Linked DNA regions of Homo sapiens: region 1 is linked to region 2. Evidence: read pairs that join two places in POLR2A ChIA-PET (ENCODE). Cell type or tissue: K562. All regions are shown on one strand. Each heading gives the region's core, and the rest is flanking DNA. Links, peaks and the distances in the headings are about the cores only.

What was found. Peaks named below come from ENCODE experiments on the same cell type or tissue, not always from the same donor. Only the 100,000 strongest peaks of a DNase experiment are listed, where the experiment ranks them.
Region 1: POLR2A ChIA-PET joins it to region 2 with 6 read pairs; 3 of 35 experiments call an interaction of 5 or more read pairs at or near these places.

The regions. Positions count from the first base shown.
Region 1 is chr9:98,246,013-98,251,384 of GRCh38, forward strand. The region is part of intron 2 of TBC1D2 (TBC1 domain family member 2); the gene reads right to left. Among named protein-coding and RNA genes, the nearest start is that of TBC1D2, 7.0 kb to the right of the region's middle. RefSeq lists enhancers at 1,817-2,734, 2,735-3,651. In K562, for the core only: no CTCF peak of the experiment used is centred there; DNase peaks (open chromatin) are centred at 2,505 and 3,009.
Region 2 is chr9:98,786,368-98,791,739 of GRCh38, forward strand. It overlaps ANKS6 (ankyrin repeat and sterile alpha motif domain containing 6), which reads right to left. Exons shown (of 15, transcript NM_173551.5): 2 at 3,737-4,239. Among named protein-coding and RNA genes, the nearest start is that of ANKS6, 7.5 kb to the right of the region's middle. RefSeq lists a silencer at 5,027-5,076. In K562, for the core only: a CTCF peak has its summit at 4,983 (motif pointing left); a DNase peak (open chromatin) is centred at 4,984.

The sequences.
Region 1 (5,372 bases), core at 247-5,246, 540 kb before region 2:
TCTACAGTGAGTGACTTGAAAATGTTTAATGTTAAGCAAGCTTTCAAGGCCAAGGAAATTATGTGAAGTATAAGAGAGGGGAGGTGAAATATTTAGAAATTAACTTTGAGTGTTAGAAAAAGGAGAAAAGAGCCAGGACCACTTATGGGTTGGTATGAGCTTGATTAGACAGCCCCTGAGACCTACCAGGGCAGCAGACACTTTCCACTTGGAGCCCTCTTACTGGGAGACTGAAACATTTAGGAGCGGAGATTTGTTTTTGCACTATATCTGCAAAAAGGGTGTGGGTATAAAAATATTAAATATAATGATGGGGGTCAGGGGGAGCTGTTCAACCTACCTAAGAAAAGAAACTTAGCAGTAGTTCAAACAACAGACAGTGTATTTGTAAATTCCTAACAGGCTCCATCAGATCTGGCAGGTAGGCCAGCACTCACACTCCTCAAATGCGAGATCTTTGAGGCCCTCCCTTCCATGAATCCTCTCACCAAACACAGACTGGGTGTTTACCCTGAGGCTTGTGAGTGGGGCTGGAGAAAGTGAGAAGAATAAAAGCAGAAACTCAAAGCCTAAGGAGCAGGGAAGGGGAAAAAGTGCACACCTGGGGTCAGGTGCTGGGGTAGGGGCAGTTCTGGGAGGTGGAGACAGAGTCTTTCCAACCCAGGTCAGGGGAAACTTCCTGGAGGAGGGGCACTGCAGCTGGGCCTTAAGGACTGGGGTTGATTTGAATCTGCAGGAGGAACCAGGAAAGATCTTCCTATGCCAAGCATACAGGCAACAGTAAGGGGTTTCAGACCCAGAGCTGAGTTTGCGGGGAGGAAGCTGGGAAGATGGGGTGGGGAAGGCCAAACAGAAAGGGGTGTGGGTAAGTGGTTGGATCTCATCACGATGGAAACCAGAGCTCCTAGGGGTTTGAGCAGGAGGCTGAAGAACCAAACCTGGCTTTGGGTAGAAGATCTGTAGCTGGGCCCTGTTTCCATGGGGAGGGTGTTGCGACCTGGTTGCAAATCAGTAAAAAAAAAAAAAAATCAAGGGCCGGGCGCAGTGGCTCATGCCTGTAATCCCAGCACTTTGGGAGGCCAAGGCAGGCAGATCACCTGAGGTCAGGAGTTCAAGATCAGCCTGGCCAACGTGGGGAAACCCATCTCTACTAAAAATACAAAAACAAACTGGGCGTGGTGACGTGTGCCTGTAGTCCCAGCTACTTGGGAGGCTGAGGCAGGAGAATCGCTCGAACCTGGGAGGCGGAGGTTGCAGTGAGCCGAGATCACACCACTGCATTCCAGCAGCCTGTGTGACAGGGCGAGACTCCGTCTCAAAAAAAAAAAACAAAAACAAACACAAACAAACAAAAAAAAAAACAAGAAGGATACTCTCTACCTTGTCTCCTTCAGAGTTAATGTATACAAAAATGTTTAAAAAGCCGTAAAGCTGGGCTGGGCACGATGGCTCACGCCTGTAATCCCAGCACTTTGGGAGGCGGAGGTGGGTGGAGCACGAGGTCAGGAGATTGAGACCATCCCAGGTAACACAGTGAAACTCCGTCTCTAATAAAAATACAAAAAAATTAGCCAGGCGTGGTGGCACGCACCTATAGTCCCAGCTACTTGGGAGGCTGAGGCAGGAGAATCATTTGAACCCAGGAGACGGAGGTTGCAGTGAGCCAAGATCGCGCCACTGTACTCCAGCCTGGGTGACAGAGCGAGACTCCGTCTCAAAAAAAAAAAAAAAAAAAAAAGCCATAAAGCCCCATATTGTGGACTCACATCTTTCAAAGTAACCTTTAAGCCAGACTCTGAACTGATTCGAAAAAAATAAAATTTTTTTATTTATCAATATTTTAACCATCTTATTCTCCTTCATTCAAAGCAAACCAAAAAAACTTAACAGTTTCTCTAAGATTTTGATATCTTAGCAGTACTTCCCTAACTGCTAATATCTGTTTTCTTGTAAGTGCCACCTGTGGGCCTAGATCAACTCTGAGACTACACAGAGCCAAGTCCTGGGGGTTGTCATCACTGGTAGGTTTTACCAATGAGGAAATAGCCACTCAGAGAGGTTGAGTTTTGTGGCCAAAGTCAAAGCTAGCAGGTGACACCGTTATAGACTCAAACACGTCCCTACTTTTGCTTTTCCCATTAAACAATGTGGCTTATCAGAGCAGCCTTTCTAACAAGCAGATCATCTAAGACAGGAGGGGCTGCCCATGAAGGCACAAGCTCCCAATGCAAAGGAGTGTGCAAGGCACGGGCGGCACAGGATGGCGATGCCCCAACAGAGACCAGCACTTCCCACAGGAGGCAGAATCAATGACCTGAGGCTGCAGTCTGGGGCACCCTGGAGAAATGCCCTCCATGAGTGACCACACAGAGGATTTTCAGCAGCATTTATTTGTAATTCTCCTTTTACGTGAGCTCTGAGGGTTGCCCCACCACCAGTGGGAAGAAGGCGCTGCCTAGACAAAAAAAGGGCCTGACCCAGGAGGTCACTGCCTCCCTAGAGGGCCCTGGACGAGTGCCTGGCTGCCCCTTAGCTTTGGGAGGGCAGGTTATGAGTCTGCAGCCTAGGGTTTGAATTTCAGCACTGATGTTTTCTTACTACATGACCTAGGACAGGTCTCTTGACCTCTTTGAGCCTTAGTTTCCTGGTCTATAAAATGGAAATAGCACTAACTACTCTATAAAATTATTGTGAGGATTAAATAAGATGACGCATGTAAAGTGTTGGGGCAGCAGGCATATTTCATGACAGTACACATTTATACAGGTCCTTTGTAAACTGTAGCTTACTGTGGCAACTTGCTATTCTTATTATTATAAGTCTCGTGGGTTCCCTTTGATCTTTCTTGGCTCTGCGGAGACCGTTGTTTAGGTAAAGCATAAAATAAAGTTGTAAATCCTTAAAAGCAGGAGAGAACATGCCTTGCAGATTGCTCAAGAGCAGTGACGAGACACTTTTTACCAGAAGTCTCTGACTCAAAGTCAGACATGGGTCAGGAGGTTTTCAACGACATGGGAGCGGGCCGCTGCTTCCTCAGGAAGGGTGGAGGCGGGCGAGGTGGGGCAGCCTGCTCCACGTGGCTAATCCAGGCCTTGCTGACTTGCCCAAGACACCAGAAACATCTTTCTAGGTGGGCTGGGAAGGTTTTGCCAGGCCCTGGGTCTGGGAGGAGAGTGCAGGCTTGCTGCAAGGCGAGGAAAGGTTTCAAGAGGAGAAGCTCACGTCCCTGCTTCCTGAGTCTCAGGCAGCATCCTCCTCAGGAGACTAGAACCCAGGTCATCACAGCAACTCCACCCCTTTCTCCAATGCCCACAGCAGGGGCTGGCCTGGAAGAGGCCCGCCGTGTGTGCTGAAGCAAAGCCGCACAATTAAAGAACCTGCAACAGGTTCCCCACAGCAGAAGAGGTCTGAGGATCCCAGAGCCGTTCTTCCACAATCTGCTTCTTCAAATTTCAGTTAAGACACAGGAATTCTATTATTGCAGAGGTTTCTGCTGGCCTCTAGTCTGATGCTGATCTTTGCAGCAGCATCAACCCAGGCTGCAGTTTTCTGCAAAACCAGGGTTGTCTGGCTCCCTGGCAGATGGGGAGTGGGGGCTGGAGCAGAAGCAAAGAAACCCTTCAAAAGAAACTCCAAAGAAATTACTAATGATTATTAAGAATAAAAGGAACAGTTATTATACTAGTAACAGCACCTATATATGTTTGTGTATATACTATTATGATAGTAATAGCATGGGTGTGTTCTATGCACAGACATATAGACATAGAATAACAATATTATTAGGACAACTCCCATGTATTGAGCACTTACTATGTGCCTGAGGTTATGCTAAGGGGTTTACATTCCTTTCCTCATTTAATTATAAAGTTTAGTGTATTGACTTACACATTCATTCCACAAATATCCAATGTGCCAGGCAGGACACCAGGGAGGTGACACAGGCAACCAAAAAAAAGTCCCCACCCTTAAGGGCTAGCGGGTGGAGATGGACAAGGACGGGGGTAATTATTAATAGAACACAATGGAACAGGTCTCCCTTGAAGTGTTTGAAAAAAGTGTTGAGGGCCCAGAGAGAATCCAGCTGACAAAGTCTGAGAAGGCTTCCAGGAGGAGGCTGGCAAGAAGAGAAGGCAATGCTGGAGCTTGGCCATAGAGAATAAGCAAGAATTTGCCAGGCAAAGGAGAGAGAGCAGAGACTCTGCCGAAGCATCAAGCCCAAGGTGGGGACTGGGGGAGCAGGCAGAGGTGAGATCAGGAGGGATGAGCCCTGAGTGCAGGAGTGAGGTGGTGGGTGGCATTGGATGGCAGTGACCGGGTTCAGGGTCAGGTTTAAGAAAGCTCACTCAGGCTGCAGAGAAGGGGATGGGTTCTGGCATGGCCTCCACATGGGGATACTGGAGAGGAGGCCACTGTGACTTTGAGAGATGAGGTGTGACCTGGGCAGTGGCAGCGAGAAAGGCCTGGGTCTGATGTATGGGTCAGAGGGCAAAAATGGCCAGCACAGTGATTGACTGGACTCACTGGCTGGAATTGAGGAAGGGTGGAGGGCAACTACTAGTGGGTACAAGAGGGGAAATCTACTGAGAGGAGGGAAGGGAAATGGGGAGAAGGGTTGGGGCAGATGTACTCAGCTTTGGACATGCAAAGCACCCAGGTACAGAGGTCCAGGGGGTACTTGGTAACAAGTCCTGCCCTTGCCTATTTGGCCTCCCTGTCAACTGAACATGAAGCACTTTAGACACAGTGTGGCTTTGTACTGGGACCTGATTTTCCACATTCTTGCAGGGGCAGCTGTGAGGTGGTCCATACCGATCCTAAAACCTGCCAATCATGTTCCTGGCTGCAGCATGGGGGTGGGAGGGTGTGGTCTCCTGGACTCTTCCACGTTGGGATGATCCAGGATTTGGGATCAAGAAACTTCATTTGTGAGTCATCTGGGGGAAAAGGATCCTATCTTATGGGAACACCAGCGATAAAAATAATTGATCTGGCCAGGCATGGTGGCTCATGCCTGTAATCCCAGCACTTTGGGAGGCTGAGGCGGGTAGATCACGAGGTCAGGAGTTCAAGATCAGCCTGGCCAAGATGGTGAAACCCCATCTCTACTAAAAATACAAAAATTAGCCGGGCGTGGTGGCACGTGCCTGTAATCCCAGCTGAGGCTGCCTCGGGAGGCTGAGGCAGAGAATTGCTTAAACCCGGGAGGCGGAAGTTGCAGTGAGCCGAGATTGCACCATTGCACTCCAGCCTGGGCAACAGAGTGAGACTCCATCTCAAAAAAAAAAAAAGTCACTGATCTACCCAACTCACGACACAAATCTACAACACTGCATTTTCTTATTAACCCTCCTCACAGCAATTCTGTGAAA
Region 2 (5,372 bases), core at 178-5,177:
TGCAACCTCTGCCTCCCGGGTTCAAGCGATTCTCCTGCCTCTGCTTCCAGAACAGCTGGGATTACAGGCACCCACCACCGCATCTGGCTAATTTTTGTATTTTTAGTAGAGATGGGGTTTCACCATCTTGGCCAGGTTGGTCTCGAACTCCTGACCTCGTGATTCACCCACCTCCGCCTCCCAAAGTGCTGGGATTACAGGCGTGAGCCACCACACCTGGCCAGAATCCCAGAATTCTTCATGGAAAGTACGGACACTGCCATGGGACACAGTATATCAATTTTGCCTGTGAAATACTATCAAGAAACTATTCTGCACCTGACTTTTAAAAAAAATATGTCATGTTCTTTCAAGTATTCAAGAACCAACTTTGCTGTGGGGTGGGGTCTTCTCATGCCAAGACCTTTTCACAGAAAAGAGTGTCACCTGGTCTTAGTGTTGGCTGCTAAGCAACCATCTGACACAAGTTAATCACTGACAGCAGAGCCTGGCCCCAAGAGGCAGGGGCAGCTGTGTCCTGACACCCAGTGACTCTGGGCAGGTCCCTTCCTCGCTTTGGGCTTCAGTTTTTTTCGTCTATATCCAAGCAGTCCCAGGGACCCTGCCCCAACCCAAGGAAAAGAAATCAGCTCCAACTCCACACCACAACCTCAGTGGGGAGTCAGAGGTGTCGCAATGACAGTTACAGCATCAAAAGTACCCTGTCCTGCTGCTAATGAAAGGCAGAGACCAGGGGACCTCCAAGGCCTTGGTGGGGGCTGGATTTCCGGGAACTGCACAGTAAGAGCTGGGGCTCCTATTATTTATTTCATAATCTGTCATTATCAATAGCACAGCCTGCACCCTACCTGGGGCTCTTCCCAGGGATCCCCCAGGGCCAACACACTCCCTCAGGTCCTGCATGTCTGCTGCAGTCCCACCTTCTCAAGGTTGCCCAACCACTCCATTTGACACAGCAGGATGAATTGTCCCAGCTTTGCCACACCCAACCTCTTTACACTGCCCTTTTTTTTTTTTTTTTAACCCTGTGGCACTTACCACCTATCCTACTATATATTTAATATGCTTATTTCCTACTGACTGCCTGTCTCCCCTTATCAAGGCCAAGGTCCTCAAGGTCAGGGATTTGGATCTCATTTGTTCACTGATGTATCCAAAGTGCCTAGAAAGGTGCCTGATACATAGCAGGCCTCAGTACGTCTTTGTAAAGTATCGGAATGAATGTATCATCAATCAAAACATAATAGTTTCCATTTATTGGATGTCGTCTATGTGCCAGGGCACTGCGATGAAAATTTTACAGGCCTGATCTTACTATTCCTCACAAAAATCTCCCAAGAAAAGAGCCTTTATTATGACTATCTTATGAAAAAAGACACTGTAGTCCTGCAGGGCCAATTAAGATGACCAAGACCACCCAGGTACAGAGTGGGAGAACTGAGCCTCAGACTAGTTCTGCTCAATGGGAACATGACCAGATCCTGCTGGAAGACCCGAGGTTCGCTCCTGTCAAATAACGCCGACAACACTATGGAGTAATCCACTTCCCATGTGCTCCCTCTGGGCCAGGCAGGATCTCACATGAACCCCACAGCAGCCCTGAGGCGGGTATCACTCCAGCACCCATTTGTGGAGAAGGAAATGGGAGCTTGGTGAACTGAGGCAGCTGGTTCAAGGTCCCTTGGCCAGCAGGGGCACAGCCAGCATCGAACCAAGTGGACAGTGACCTTGGCCACATCCACCAATGTGTCTGAGCCACTGCATCTTGGGGAAATGAGGGCATCGCCATCCCATGATGCCAGGACAACCCCTAAAATGAGGCCTGTCAGAAGCTAAGCCCGAGGGCACTCCGTGAAGATTCAAGATGCAGAGGCTAAGGAAACCTGGGATGGAGAACGCATGCACAACAGAAGAGGCACAGCTCGGCAGGCACGGGCAGGTGCAAGTTCTGGAGTGTTCACTTCTGAGCCTGAATTCCCTCCCCTGCAAAATGGGGGAATACCCTCCTCAGAGGGTCCCTGCGAGGGTGAGGGGAGATTCAGCATGGCAGGTGTGCTGGGCACGGCAGGGCCTGGGAAGGGCAGATCCTTTCCCCATCCCTGCCACAAACAACCCAAACCTTTAAAGGAGAGCAATGGCCTTGTGTCAAAAACAAAAACAAAACAAAACCCTGTCCTAGGAGACTGGGGCCCTAATTTCTAATAGCAAGCCTTTATGAGTCCCTAACACTCTACTGGGCTGAGTATCTCACACGCCAGAGGATAACCTGCCTTCTGCTCACCACCACCCCGTAGTAGTTGTCATTGTGTCCATTTCACAGATGAGGCAAAGGCTCAGAAGAGTCATGTGTTAAACCAGCTTCTAGAGCCCATGCAGGAGCTGCAGGTGGGAGAATCACCTCTAGGTGCTCTTCCCATGGAATCCTCACCTCCTGAGTGTCACTCACTCAGCTTCCAATGGGTGTGTGACCTTTGACCAGCTTTCTTCCCTCTCTGGGCCTCAGTTTCCCACCTGGACAAAGTAAGAGGTCTCTTGGCTTCAGGTAGTTCTTCCTAAACTTCTTTTTCCTTTTCATTTGAGCATCCTCTTCATTTTTGCCACCTCTCTGTCATTACAGGCTTTTAAAACATGTTTATTTCAGACTTGTTCTGATTGGATGGTGTATTTCTTTTTTTTTTTTTTTGGAGAGTGTATTTCTAATAAGCATTTACCAAATTTTCAGCATCTCTTGATTGATGGGGCTATTCTATATTCTTTCAATGGTAACAAACTTAACACTTTCAGGTCTTTTTAGCCAATGTGCCTGAAGCTACTTTCTTCAGTGCTTGACCTCTCAGAGCTAGATGTTTATATACACTGCAGCCCACCTACTGTTACTCCCTGGCTGTGAGTCCTGCCGTCGAAGTCAGGCCTTTTACATAGACAGAGGGTACCAAGGCTGTGTGTTGCGATCTTATTGCAAACCGTGCATTAAAGGTTTTGAAACGTGGTATGTCCTATGGCAGATTTGCTAAGGATTGTTTAGACAACTCTTTACATGCCAGAGAGATGGCAAGAAGTTAAAAAAAAAAAAAAAAAAAAGATGCACTGCTAGATGTTTTTTAAAAAACTAATTTTCATCAATTTTACATGAACTAGTGTTTGAGAAATGATCAGGGCAGAGGAGGTCAGGCACACTATTGTAGAACAAGGGCTGGCAAACTATAGCCCATGGCTCAAATATATCCCACTGCTTGTTTTTGTAGTTATAATTTATTGGAACCTAGCCATACCTGACTCATTTACATATTATATGCATAGCCACACCCATTCATTTACTCATTACATATGTAAGGCTGCTTTCACTCTAGCAGAAGTGACTACTGTAGTTTTAACAGAGACTGTATGGTCCATACAGTCTATTTGGCCTTTTACAGAAAAAGTTTGCCAAACCTTGTTGTAGAAGGGCCCCAGAACCACCTGCATCAGAATGATGTGCTTGGGGAGAGCAGCCTTGTTATAGAGGCTTCCAGGCTCTTGCCCAGGGCTACCAAATCACTCTGCAGAGAGTGGGCCCAGAACCTGCATGTCACAGGCAATCCCCCCGATACTTAAGCACACCACTTCCTCAGTCTCAGTGGTCTGCAGGGCTGGACTCTGAGTTCTGCGTGTCCTTCCAGTAGAGCAATCCTCAGCTTAAGCCACATAAACACAATTTGGGGTCCTCTGTGAAGCCACGGGGGGCATGCAGCCTGACCTGTTTTGGGCCTGACGGTGGTCAGCGGGTCCAGGTAGTCTACAAGGTCCCTGTGCTTGCAGTCCAGTGCAACCTCGAAGGCGGTCTTCTCCAGCACGCTGAGGTGGTCAGGGTTGGCGCCCTTCTCCACCAGCTGCTGGGCCACTCCAAGCCGCCCAGTGAGTGCGGCCAGCATCAGCGGGCTCCAGCCCACGGTCCGGGCTGCGTGGTTGGGGTCCGCGCCCCACTCCATCAGTAGACGCACCACGGCCTCGTGCCCGTGCTGGATGGCAGCCATCAGGGCTGTGATGTCCAAGGGCTCATCCCTGCTGCCGCCCAACCCCAGTTGCTCGCCTGAAGGGTGGTGATGGTCCACAAAGGCACCGGCTTCCAGGAGCAGCTTCACCACACCCAGGTGGCCGCCCCGAGAAGCCACAGTGAGCACACTGGCCCCCAGCCGGTTCTGGGCATTGACATCAGCCCCGTGATCCAACAGGAGGTGTGCCACACTCACATGCCCAAATCTGCCAGGAAGATGGAGAATTAGTGACACTGAACACACAGCACTCGGGGGCCAGCTTATGTCATCCTTAATTGGCATGAATTATTAGTCCTGACAGCTGCTCATGATAAGAGGTCTTATTCTGGCGCCAGGCACTGTGCCAGCCACATGGATGCAGATGCATCATCATGAAGGTGAGCAGCTGCCCTGCCTGGGTTCAAATCCAGCTCTCCCCACCACCAGCTGCATGACCTTTAGGAAGAACTTTGATTTCTTTGTGCCTTCATTTCCTGATCTGCAAAATGGGGATATAACTGTACCTACTTCAAGGGTTGTTGGGGATTAAATGAGTTACATGTAAAGCACCTGGCTCTGTGCCTGGCCACAGGAAACATCACATCAATGTTAGCGATTGTTAGGTATTATAATTGTTCATGTTACGTTATTCAACGTGCCAAGGGTTACCCGGCTGGTAAGGGGTGGCATCAGGGTCAGGACAGGTCTGTGTGAATGCCGCTGCCCTTGCTTTTTCTCTTACACCATGCTGCCTCCTACATTTCAGACAGTCGATTTTATTCTGCTTTATAGCCTGGGAATCTGTCTCTCTGCCTGTGCTCTAATTTCCCCACAGGCAGAGCCCATGTCTGATTCATTTCTACCCTCCCCATCCCCAAAAGCACACACCCCATGCCAAGAGGTGTGGCAAGGTTGTGGTCAGCAGATAGGCTGGGCATTGCGGCCTGGAGGCCTGCTGCCACCTGCTGGCAGGAATGTTTGTTGCAGGCGGCTGAGGACCCAGCCTAGGCCAGATCTTCCTCAATGAAGTCACTGCTGGGCCCCTGAAGAGAAAGATCTGCACCCACCAACTTCCTAGTACCAGGAGAAGGAAAACAGGTACCTCTTCCCAGCAAAATCTCTTCCTTCTTTTAACACCAGAGGGCAGAAAAGTTCTGTTTTGTGGTGTCTCTGGTGGGCTCGGAGCTGTGTATCTCCAAGCTGGAAGCGGCCCTGGACTAACAAGAAAACAATGACAAGACAGGGGCTGTCTACTCCAGGTTTTCGAGACCACAAAGCCACTGTCATGTCTGCATCTGTGAGGCAGCTTTCTGGGTTTCTCGATGCTCAGCCCTCCTTCCCGGGAGCCAGTTTTGCACC